Linked DNA regions of Homo sapiens: region 2 is linked to region 1. A link is an interaction called in ENCODE POLR2A ChIA-PET data of the cell type or tissue named here. Cell type or tissue: K562. All regions are shown on one strand. Links, peaks and the distances in the headings refer to the core of each region. The heading gives the core; the rest is flanking DNA. Region 1 overlaps TMPRSS9 (transmembrane serine protease 9). Region 2 holds the start of ABHD17A (abhydrolase domain containing 17A, depalmitoylase).

The links. ChIA-PET counts read pairs that join two places held together with the same protein. Peaks named below come from ENCODE experiments on the same cell type or tissue, not always from the same donor. Only the 100,000 strongest peaks of a DNase experiment are listed, where the experiment ranks them.
Region 2: POLR2A ChIA-PET joins it to region 1 with 9 read pairs; 2 of 35 experiments call an interaction of 5 or more read pairs at or near these places.

The regions. Positions count from the first base shown.
Region 1 is chr19:2,373,102-2,378,464 of GRCh38, forward strand. All of the region lies in intron 1 of TMPRSS9 (transmembrane serine protease 9), which reads left to right. Among named protein-coding and RNA genes, the nearest start is that of TMPRSS9, 16 kb to the left of the region's middle. RefSeq lists an enhancer at 3,339-3,851. In K562, for the core only: no CTCF peak of the experiment used is centred there; a DNase peak (open chromatin) is centred at 2,340.
Region 2 is chr19:1,882,551-1,887,913 of GRCh38, forward strand. It overlaps ABHD17A (abhydrolase domain containing 17A, depalmitoylase), which reads right to left and starts at 2,946. Exons shown (of 5, transcript NM_001130111.2): 1 at 2,802-2,946. RefSeq lists a silencer at 2,211-2,358 and enhancers at 4,525-5,029, 5,030-5,363. In K562, for the core only: no CTCF peak of the experiment used is centred there; a DNase peak (open chromatin) is centred at 3,001; H3K4me3 peaks cover 1,879 bases.

The DNA of each region.
Region 1 (5,363 bases), core at 267-5,266:
GGATTACAGGCATGAGCCACTGCGCCCAGCCAGAAACTTGGGTTTAAAATGGACTTTGCATTATAATGAGATGGGTAATTCACCCAGGATGAATCCAGCCTTCAGCTTTTGCTTTCTTTTTTTATTTTTATATATTTATTGATTTTTGAGACACAGTCTCACTCTGTCGCCCAGGCCGGAGTGCAATGGAGCAATCTGGGCTCACTTCAACCTCTGCCTCCCGGGTTCAAGTGATTCTCATGCCTCAGCCTCCCAAGTAGCTGGGATTACAGGCACGCCACCACACTTGGCTAATTTTTTGTATTTTTAGTAGAGATAGGGTTTTGTGATGTTGGCCAGGCTGGTCTCAAACGCCTGGCCTCAAGGGATCCTCCCACTTTGGCCTCCCAAAGTGCTGGGATTACAGGCGTGTACCACCATGCCCAGCTAATTTTTGCATTTTTAGTAGAGACGGGGTTTCGCCGTGTTGGCCAGGGTGGTCTCGAACTCCTGACCTCAGGTGATCCACCCACCTCGGCCTCCCAAAGTGCTGGGATTACAGGCATGCACCACCATGCCCAGCTAATATTCGTATTTTTAGTAGAGACGGGGTTTCGCCATGTTGGCCAGGCTGGTCTCGAACTCCTGGCCTCAAGCGATCCACCCGCCTCAGCCTCTTAAGGCGCTGGGATTACAGGCATGAGCCACAGTGCCCGGCCAACTTTTGCTTTCTTTGCCGTACACGTGGCCTAGGGAGGTTGCAGCTTGGAGGTTTTCAGCCAACTTTTTGCGAAACTAATACACACCATGCTGATTTATTCTTTAGGAAACTTGTCAGCTTTTCACTGAAGCAACAAATGCTTTTGTCTGTACCAACTATTTGCAAAGTGCTTTACAGGGAGATCTGAGCAAGGCAGAGAGGTAAAGAAGGCTCGTGTCTATCCTTGAGGAGTTGAGAGGAGTCTAGAAGTTTCTGTACATTGGGCAAATCTGGGCAGTGCTTTATAACATTTTCCCGAGCTACAGAGCTCTGACCCCTCCGCGGCTTCACTGCTTTTCAAGCTATTACATCAGCACCAAAGATTCCTTTTTCTTGTATTCACGGTGACAAGGAGAGGCTCAAAGTCCTGCCTGTCCATTAATTTCATGCTGATTTCTCTCAACAATCTTTTTTTTTTTTTTTTTTTTTTTTTTTTTTTTTTTTTAAAGAGGTAGGGCGCGGTGGCTCACGCCTGTAATCCCCGCACTTTGGGAGGCCGAGGCCGGTGGATCACCTGAGGTCAGGAGTTCGAGACCACCCTGACCAATATGGTGAAACCCCGTCTCTACTAAAAAATACAAAAATTAGCTGGGTGTGGTGGTGGGCGCCTGTAGTCCCAGCTACTTGGGAGACTGAGGCTAGAGGATTGCTTGAACCTGGGAGGCGGAGGTTGCAGTGAGCCGAGATCGCGCCACTGCACTCCAGCCTGGAGACAGAGCGAGACTCCGTCTCAAAAAAAGAAAAAAAAGAAAACAAAAACACCCCTCAAAAACAGGGTCTTTGTTTGAGACCCTGTTGGAGGCCTCTGCGTTGCTCTGGTTGTCTCTGGGGAGCCCCTAACCAGGCTTGGAAGAGGTTCTTGGAGGAAGGTTTCTCCTCTGACCACCGGCTGGCTCTGGCCCCTTACCCACGAGCCTCTGTGGCCTTGGTGAGGTGGGCGCCGAGTGCATACGGTGGATAAGCCTGATGTTGTGTTGATTGTATTGTGTTCTTCTCCAGACAGCAGCAAAGGAGGGGAAGAGCGTTTCCTTTAGGGACCATCCCTGTAGAAGTTCCTGCTCTCCGCTTCGGTTTGTTCACAAACTACATATCCTGGCACCAGGGGGCACAGAACTTGGCTCCACGACGAAACAGGTCCCGTGGAGGAGCTGGTGCTGGGCGGGGCTGCGCCTGACTCACTCTGGTGTCTGCTGAGGTCCTTCCCTGGTGGAGACTCCTGCCTCCAACTCTATCCCCTTTTGGTCTCTTCCTCCACGGCACTGACCTCATCCTTTCCTTCTGTTGGCCACCAAGATGGAGGCCAATGGCCCCACGTCTACACGTGGCAGTTTAGGAGCCCCACTGGGAAGAAGGCGTCTCCGTCCCTGCTTCTGTGAGTTGAACCATAAGAAACTGATCTTGTTCTATAGACTTTGGTCTTAAAAAGTGACAGTTTTATAAAGTTGAAACTCAAGGATCCAAAAGAACTTGGTGTCCTGCTTGGGTCATATGCAACCTCTTGGGTCCATCACTGATGGGGATGGAGGGGTGGGCCCTGTGATTGCTAGGTCAGGGTCTAGTGTGGACCAATCACTGATGGGGATGGAGGGGTAGGCACTGTGATTGCCAGGTCAGGGTCCAGTGCGGACCAATCACTGATGGGGGATGGAGGGGTGGGAACTGTGATTGGCAGGCCAGGGTCCAGTGTGGACCAATCACTGATGGGGATGGAGGGGTGGGAACTGTGATTGGCAGGCCAGGGTCCAGTGTGGACCAATCACTGGCTGGAGATGGAAGGGTGGAAGCTGTGATTGGCAGGCTTGTGTTCAGTATGGACCAATCATCACTGATGGGGAGAGGGAGTAAACACTGTGATTGGCAGACCTGGTGGCTAGCACCATGATCGACCACCCCACCAGGACAGCAGGGATGAGGTGGACCTTCATTGAAGAAAGGGATGCTGGGCAGACAAAAAACACATACCCTAGAAAATTACAACTGAAGGGACAAAGCAGATCAACGACCTGGGGAAACTGAGGCCTGGAGAATTTCATTGCCTTGCTGGGACTCCTGGAAGTCTCAGGATGAGTGAGGATCTGGATATTATGAGTTGGGCAGCTCCCATTTGCAGGGTGTTCCTCCTGTAAAGATGCCAGATGCCCAGTAAACCATTCGGCTCTCTCCGAAGTCAGCATCGAGTAGCATTGTCCCCAGGGAGCGTGTGTTGGCTTCCTGGTGCTGCTGGAACAAGATGGGCCTCCCTGGGCCAAAGTCAAGGTGTGGGCAGGGCTGGTCCCTCCTGGGGGCTCCAGGCGAGAATGTGTTCCCGCCTTTCCCAGCGTCTAGAGGCACCCACATCCCTTGCTCGGGGCCCCTTCCTCTCCCTTCACAGCCACAGCGCAGCACAGCCTCTTCCAGTCTCCCTGACCCTCACCCTCCCACCTCCTCTCATGAGAACACTGTGGGGATATGAGGCCCGCCAGATCATCAGGATTATCTCCCATCTCCATGCCCTTCACTCAGTCCCACTTGCAGAGTCGCTTTGGCCATGGAAGGCACCACATTTACAGATTCTGGGGATTAGGACCTGGATGTCAGAGTTATTATTCTGTGGCCACAGGACCGACCTGAGATGTCATTTCTTTTTTTTTTCTTTTTGAGATAGAGTCTTGTTCTGTTGCCCAGGCTGAAGTGCAGTGGCACGACCTTGGCTCACTGCAACCTCTGCCTCCCAGGTTCAAGCGATTCTTCTGCCTCAGCCTCTCGAGTAGCTGGGATTACAGGCATGTGCCCCCACGCCCGGCTAATTTTTGTATTTTTAGTAGAGATGGGGTTTCACCATGTTGGCCAGGCTGATCTCAAACTGACCTCAAATGATCCGCTCTCCTTGGCCTCCCAAAGTGCTGGGATTACAGGCATGAGTCGCTGTGTCCAGCCCCAAGATGCATTTCTAGGAACGTACCCAGAGACACTGTCAGATTCTCTGTACCAAGGAGTCAAGGCTCTTTCTGACCTTTGCTTGGTTCAAAGGAAGATTCTGCCGCCTGATTTCTGCCTGCTCTCCACCCGGCCTGCCAGCTGCCAGGATGCAATTTCTCTGGCCTCCAAGGAAGGCCAGGCAGGGTCGCGCCGGGGCAGAGGCACACCAGCGCGTGTCTGGCCCAGTGTGCCCAGAACCCGAGAAACTGGAGTGGCCACGGGTGGGCGGCTCCCTCACGCTGGCTTCTCCTGAGTCCCTTTCTGTTCACAGATCCCCACTCCTGGCTATCCGCATGCTGGTCATTTCTGCTTGGAGACAGTTCAGGTGTGTCCCACAGTTGCTGTCCCTGGGGCTCTTGGCTCTATTGTTAATGGCCACCGGCTGTGACGGCTCACATTTCAGTCCTGCATATGTCAGTTCCTCGTACTTTCTTTCTTTTTTTACTGTATGTATGTATGTATGTATGTATGTATGTATGTATGTATGTATGTATATATGTATGTATGTATGTATGTATTTGAGATGGGGTCTCACTGTGTTGCCCAGGCTGGTCTCAACATCATGGGCTCAAGCAGTCCTTCTGCCTCAGCCTCCCAAAGTGCTGGTATTACAGGCATGAGCCACCACACCTGGTCTTCCTTTCTTTCCTTCTCCCCTCCCCTCTCCCCTCTCCCCTCTCCTCTCTCCCCCCCACCCCTCTCCCCTTCCCCCTCCCCTCACCTTCCCTTCCCCTCTCCCCTCTCCCCTCCCCTCTCCCCTCTCTCCCCTCTCCTCTCCCCTCTCTCCCCTCTCCTCCCCCTCCCCTACCCCTACCCCTTCCCCTACCCCCCTGCCCTCCCCTCTCCCCTCCCCTCTCCCCTCCCCCTCCCTCTCTCCCTTCCTTCCTTCTTTCCTTCCTTCCTTCCTTCTCTCTCTCTCTCTTTATTTTTTTCTGAGACAAGGTCTCACTGTCACCCAGGCTGGAGTGCAGTGGTGTGATCATAACTCACTGCAGCCTCGACCTTCCAGGCTCAAGTGATCCTCCTGCCTCAGCCTCCTGAGTGGCTGGGACTACAGATATGTGCCACTATGCCTGGCTAATTTTTACAATTTTTTTGCAGAGACAGGGTCTCCCTCTGCCACCCAGGCTGGCACAGTCATAGCTCACTGCAGCTTCGATCTCCTGGGCTCGAGTGATGAACCCTCCCACCTCAGCCTCCTGAGTAGCTGAGACTACTGGCATGCACCACCATGAAAGGTCAATTTTTAAATTTTACATTTCGTAGAGATGGGGTCTCACTATGTTGCCCAGGCTGGTCTCAAACTCCTGGCCTCAAGCAATTCTCTTGCCTTGGTTTCCCAAAGTGTTGGAATGACAGGCATGAGCTGCCACACCTGACCCCCCTTTTCCTTATAAATCACCCAGTCTCAGGTATTTCTTTACAGCAGGACAAAAATAGACTCAGACAACTGTGTTTAGGCATTACTTATAGGGTGACAACTGTCCTGGTTTGATTGGAATTGAGTGGTTTCCTGAGACATGAGACTTTCAGTGCTGAACAGGGACAGTCCTGGGCAAACTGGGACCATTGGTCCCTGTAAGTGTTGACGGGACACTGTGTCAGTCTGTTCTCATGCTGCTAATGAAAGCATACCCAAGGCTGGGTGCAGTGGCTCATGCCTGTA
Region 2 (5,363 bases), core at 146-5,145, 490 kb before region 1:
CAGCATTCTCATCTATAAGTGCAGACACCACACACCCCACAGGAAGTCAAGTGAGGGGGGAGGGGAACGAAGGTGCCTGATTGAGAGTGGAAACTCGGACCTTCTTCCTTGCTGCAGAACGTCATGAAACACATTAAGTCGACAACAGCTAAGTTGCTAAAGCAACCACAATAGTGTAAGGACCTGCCAACAGACAGACGTGAAGAAAACACGAAGGTCTGAGACGTCTATCTACCGACCACGCTTCTCCTTCAGACTGGAGCGAGGAGAGAGACACGCTCACAACTCAATTTCAGCAGAACACCCTGGAATGCTTGGCTTTTGGGTCACAGCATGAGAAAACCGTGGGGCCAGGAAGATGAGGCTCAAAGGCAGATGTGGACACAGATGGACATGCAGGCAGCTGCAGGCGCCACAGACACGGCTCGTGGGGACACCCTCACTACCAAGGAGCAGCCTCAGGCCCAGAAACACACCTGCTCCCTCAGGACCTGATGTGAGACCCACGTTCCTGTGAGCCGGACTCATGGGCACACGAGGAGGAGAGGAGAGAGCTCTGAAAGCCAGGGTGGGGCAAGGATGGCATCCCAGTGCCCCCAGACTCCCAGGCGGAAGGCAAATCGCACATGCAAGCACTTTTCAGCCGGGAGGTGGACTGTCAGGCTGGTTCTGCTTCTCAGATGGAGGCGAGTCTCCCTCCTGGAGACACCTGTCAATGTCTGGACACAGTTTTGGGTGTCACCACTGGGGACTGGGTGGAGGCTGCTTAGCACCCTGCAGTGCCCAGGACAGACCCACCCCAAAGAATGATCAGGCCCAACATCCACAGCGTCGAGGTTGATGTCAGCTTTTCAACATATTCTCAAAGAGGTCCAGGCCCTACCGGTGCTGCCCCGCTGGTGCTGGGGACTTGGAGGGCCCTGCAGTTTAGGTGGCATCATGCAGCTGGGTCCTGAGAGCCCAGTGGACAGCAGCAGGCCCCTGGAGACCCCGGAGACGAAGGGGCACACCGAGGTGGCCAGGGCCCCACTATCCAGGCCAGAAACAAAGATGTTATCCTTGACACCTCCTTCCACCCACTGGATCTGAGCCGGTCCATCACCAGCCCGGTGGCTCTGCCTGTCTCCCATCAGCCACCGCCCGGTCCCTGCCTCCATCACCTTTCACCAGAGCCACAGCAACAGCCTCCCTCCTTGCTGATCACCTGCTCCAGGACATTCTCCCCCAGCAGCCAAACAATCTTTCACGACACAAATGCAATGGAGCCGCTTCCCTCTTGGGGTGTCCTGGGGGCCTCCCATTATTCCCTGGATAGAGATCAAAGCCCTCCCCACAGCCTGCCAGGTCCGCATTCCGGCTCAGGCCGACCTCTCCAGACTCACTCATCTCACACCCTGCCACTCCTGGCTCCCTCAAGACAAGCCAAATTGCCCCTTCCTGCCTCTGCTCCTCTGCCAGGAACTCCCTTCCCCAACCTCACTAGACAGCCTTGCCCAACCCAACCACCCTTTGCACCTCACTGCCAACGCTCTCAGAGTCCTCAAAGCTGGGACAGGACCCCTTACACGCTCTTTCCACAGCTTGTATTTTTCACACGTTTGGCCAGATCTCCCCCCACCTCCAAACCAGAAACTCTATGAGAGCAGGACCATGACCTGCCACTCACTAAAGGAATGGGCAGGTGGTAGGCAGCACAGAATTAAGGAGGAAGCACAGGAGGAAAAGAATCCCCAAGGTCCGCCAGCTTTGACAGGGAAGGGAAAGTCTAGTCTCCTCTCCTCTCCAGCCACAGGTACCTGGAACCTCCCTAGTGTCACTAATGGGCGTGGACTGGGGAGTGCAAACCCAGACGCCTCACTCACTGGGCACACACCCTTGACACCCTGAATCCCACCAATTCCGTTCCCACGCACTTAACTGGGCAACCCTCTGCAAGCTAGAGGTGTTCTGAGGACCAGCAAGCAACCGAGCAGCCAAAATACTGGAAGATGACCTACATATGGGAGACGGTGACTGCACCTCACTCAACCAGTCAGGGTGGGAAACCCGCCTGGGGGGAGGCGCGGCCATATCAGAGGGCAGACAAACGGGCCAGGTGACAGGGGGATGGGACAGAGGGACAAGCAGGAGCAAAATCCGAGGTGACAGAGCAGGCTCCTGGCTAGAGCAGACCCTGGGAGGAAGAAGTGAGCAGAAGGGTCCTAAGAGAGAGCCTGGGACGGGTGAGGTCGCGCCCCCGAGAGTTTGCACTTCATCCTGGGAGAAATGGCGGGGCCGCGAAGAAGTCCCGAGCAAGCGATGGACAACATAGGAGAAGGGCTGCATCCCGGAGAACGGACGCGAGCGGAGGCCGGGAAGCCCGCCCAGGAGTCAGGGTGGCAGGAAGAAGCCTGACAAGGGAAACAGCGACTGGGAGCTGGTTGGGAAGCAGGGCTCGGGAGGGCCCCTGGGAGCTGCCTTGGGGGGCGAGAGGCCGAAGCGTTTGTCGGACTGGGGGCAGTTTCGGGGCAAAAGAGCGGAATCCGCGGCTCGGACGGGTGCTCCCCGAAGGCAAGGGCCGCGTCCGCAGGAGGGTGGGAGCGCAACCCACGCCGGAGGGCTGAATGGATGGGGACAGGGCTTTCCCAATCACAGACGCTCATCCGCGGTCCGCGCCCCTGCTCTGGGCTCCTCGGGCAGGACCCGCGGAAGCCCTGGGACTGCAGGGGTCTCGGGGACGTCCAACCGGGCTGTCAGGCCCTCGAGGCCCGGCCCGGGACCCCGCGCGGCCGCGCCCGCCCCCGCCCCTGCCCGGCACTCACCACCCCGGCCCGCGCCCCCGGGCCCCAGGGCCGCGCTCCATGGCTCCCGGCCGCCCGCCCGTGCGTCCGTCGGTCCCTCCGCACCCCTGCCCGGCCTCCTGCACCGCCACCGCCGCAGCTCCCCCCACGGACGGAAGTGAGCCTCGTTCTCACCACCGCCCCGGAAGTGACGCGAGGAGCGCGCGGGGCGGGGGTCTGCAGGCACAGAGCGACCGCGCGACTAGCGTCCTGGGGGCGGGGCTGATATGTCGAGGGGCGTGGCCTGCTGCTCTGTGGGCGGGGCCAAACTTAGGTTTCATTCACTTGGGGACCCGGAATAGGTTGAGGCCAGTAAAGTTCTCGCCTGGAAAACAAAATTTACAGGGACGCCAAAAAAAACTCAGACATCAACATTTAGAAATGTTTTAAAATATTTTTCTTTATGAGATGGAGTCGCGCTCTGTCGCCCAGGCTGGAGTACAATGGCGCGATCTCAGCTCACTGCAACTTCTGCCTCCTGGGATCAAGCGATTCTCCTGCCTCAGCCTCCTGAGTAGCTGGGATTACCGGCGCCCACCACCATGCCCAGCTAATTTTTGTGTTTTCAGTAGAGACGGGGTTTCCCCATGTTGGCCAGTGTGGCCTCGAACTCCTGACCCCAGAATCCTCCTGCCTCAGCCTCCCAAAGTGTTGGGATTACAGGCATCAGCCACCGCACCTGGCCTCTTTTTTTTAACATAGAGTCTACTCTGTCACCCAGGCTGGTGCCATCATAGCTCACTGCAGCCTCGACCTCCCAGGATCAAGTGAACCTCCTACTTCAGCCTCCTGAGTAGCTAGGACTATAGGCACAAGCCACCATGACCAGCTTATTTAAAGTCTTTATATATTGCTCATCAGAAATTCTTTTGCATTAGTTTTTAAAATATTACATTAGGCCGGGCACGGTGGCTCATGCCTGTAATCCCAGCACTTTGGGAGACTGAAACAGGTAGATCACCTGAAGTCAGGAGTTTGAGACCAAGCCTGACCAACGTGGTGAAACCCTGTCTCTACTAAAAATACAAATATTAGCCGGGCATGGTGGCACGCGCCTGTAGTCCCAGCTACTCCGGAGGCTGAGGCAGGAGAATCGCTTGAACCCGGGAGGCGAAGGTTGCAGTGAGCCAAGATCGGGCCACTGTGCTCCAGCCCAAGTGACAGAGCAAGAAGACTGTCTCAGATAAATAAATAAATAAATAAATAAATAAATAAATAAATAAATAAAACTATGATCACTCCACTGCATTCCAGCCTGGGCGAGAGAGCAAGATCCTGTCTCTTAAAAAAATTTCATTATGGGCTGGGCGCGGTGGCTCACGCCTATAATCCCAGCACTTTGGGAGGCCGAGTCGGGCAGATCATGAGGTTAGGAGATCAAGACCATCCTGGCTAACACGGTGAAACCTCATCTCTACTAAAAATACAAAAAGATAGCCGGGCGTGGTGGCGGGCGCCTGTAGTCCCAGCTACTCGGGAGGCTGAGGCAGGAGAACGGCGTGAACCCAGGAGGCAGAGCTTGCAGTGAGCTGAGACCGCGCCACTGCACTCCAGACTGGGCGACAGAGCGAGACTCCGTCTCAAAAAAAAAAAAAATTGCATTATGGCAGGGCCTAGTGGCTCACGCCTGTAATCTCAGCACTTTGGGAGAACGAGGCAGGCAGATCACCTGAAGTTAGGAGTTCAGCCTGGCCAACATGGTGAAATCCTGTCTCTACTAAAAATACAAAAATTAGGCCACCCTGGCCAACATGGTGAAACCCCATCTCTACTAAAAATACAAAAATTAGCCGGCTGTTGTGGCGCGCACCTGTAATCTCAGCTACTCCACGCCACTGCACTCCAGCCTGGGCGACAGAGCAAGACTCTGCCTCAAAAAAAAAAAAAGTAAAGAAAAGAAAATGGAAGAAGGTTACTGGAGAATCTCAGAGCGTGGTCAGGGCAGGCCTTTCTAAGGAAGTGACAGGGACAGGGGCAGAAAGGGCTGCAGACACCAAAGGGGCCCAGCCTGGAAGTGTGAGTGTGAATTGGTGGGAAGCCTTGCTTTTCAGGCCTTCTCTCATATGTGCCTTCCCCCCAGCTTTCGTGCCTTTTCCAGCTCAAAATGCTCCTCCAGCCTGCAGGCAACCGCAGCCCCCGCTCCGTCCCAGGGACTCTCATCTTAGCTCCACTGTTCTGAGATAAGCCTGAGGCTCCTGGGCCAATCCTGCCCCCAGGGGCTCATTCCTCAAATTCAGGACACAGCTGCCAGGGAAGGAATCAGGCTCAAAAGACTAGAGACTTAGAGATAGCCCAGGGTTTCTTTGCCTCATTTTCTTTCCTCTTTTTTTTTTTGGTTGTTGTTGTTTTGAGACAGAGTCTTATTCTGTCACCCATGTTGGAGTGCAGTGGCGCGATCTCGGCTCACTGCAACCTCCACCTCTCAGATTCAAGCTATTCTTCTGCCTCAGCCTCCCGAGTAGCTGAGCTAACAGGCACCCGCCACTGCACCCGGCTAATTTTTGTATTTTTAGTAGAGATGGGGTTTCGCTATGTTGGCCAGGC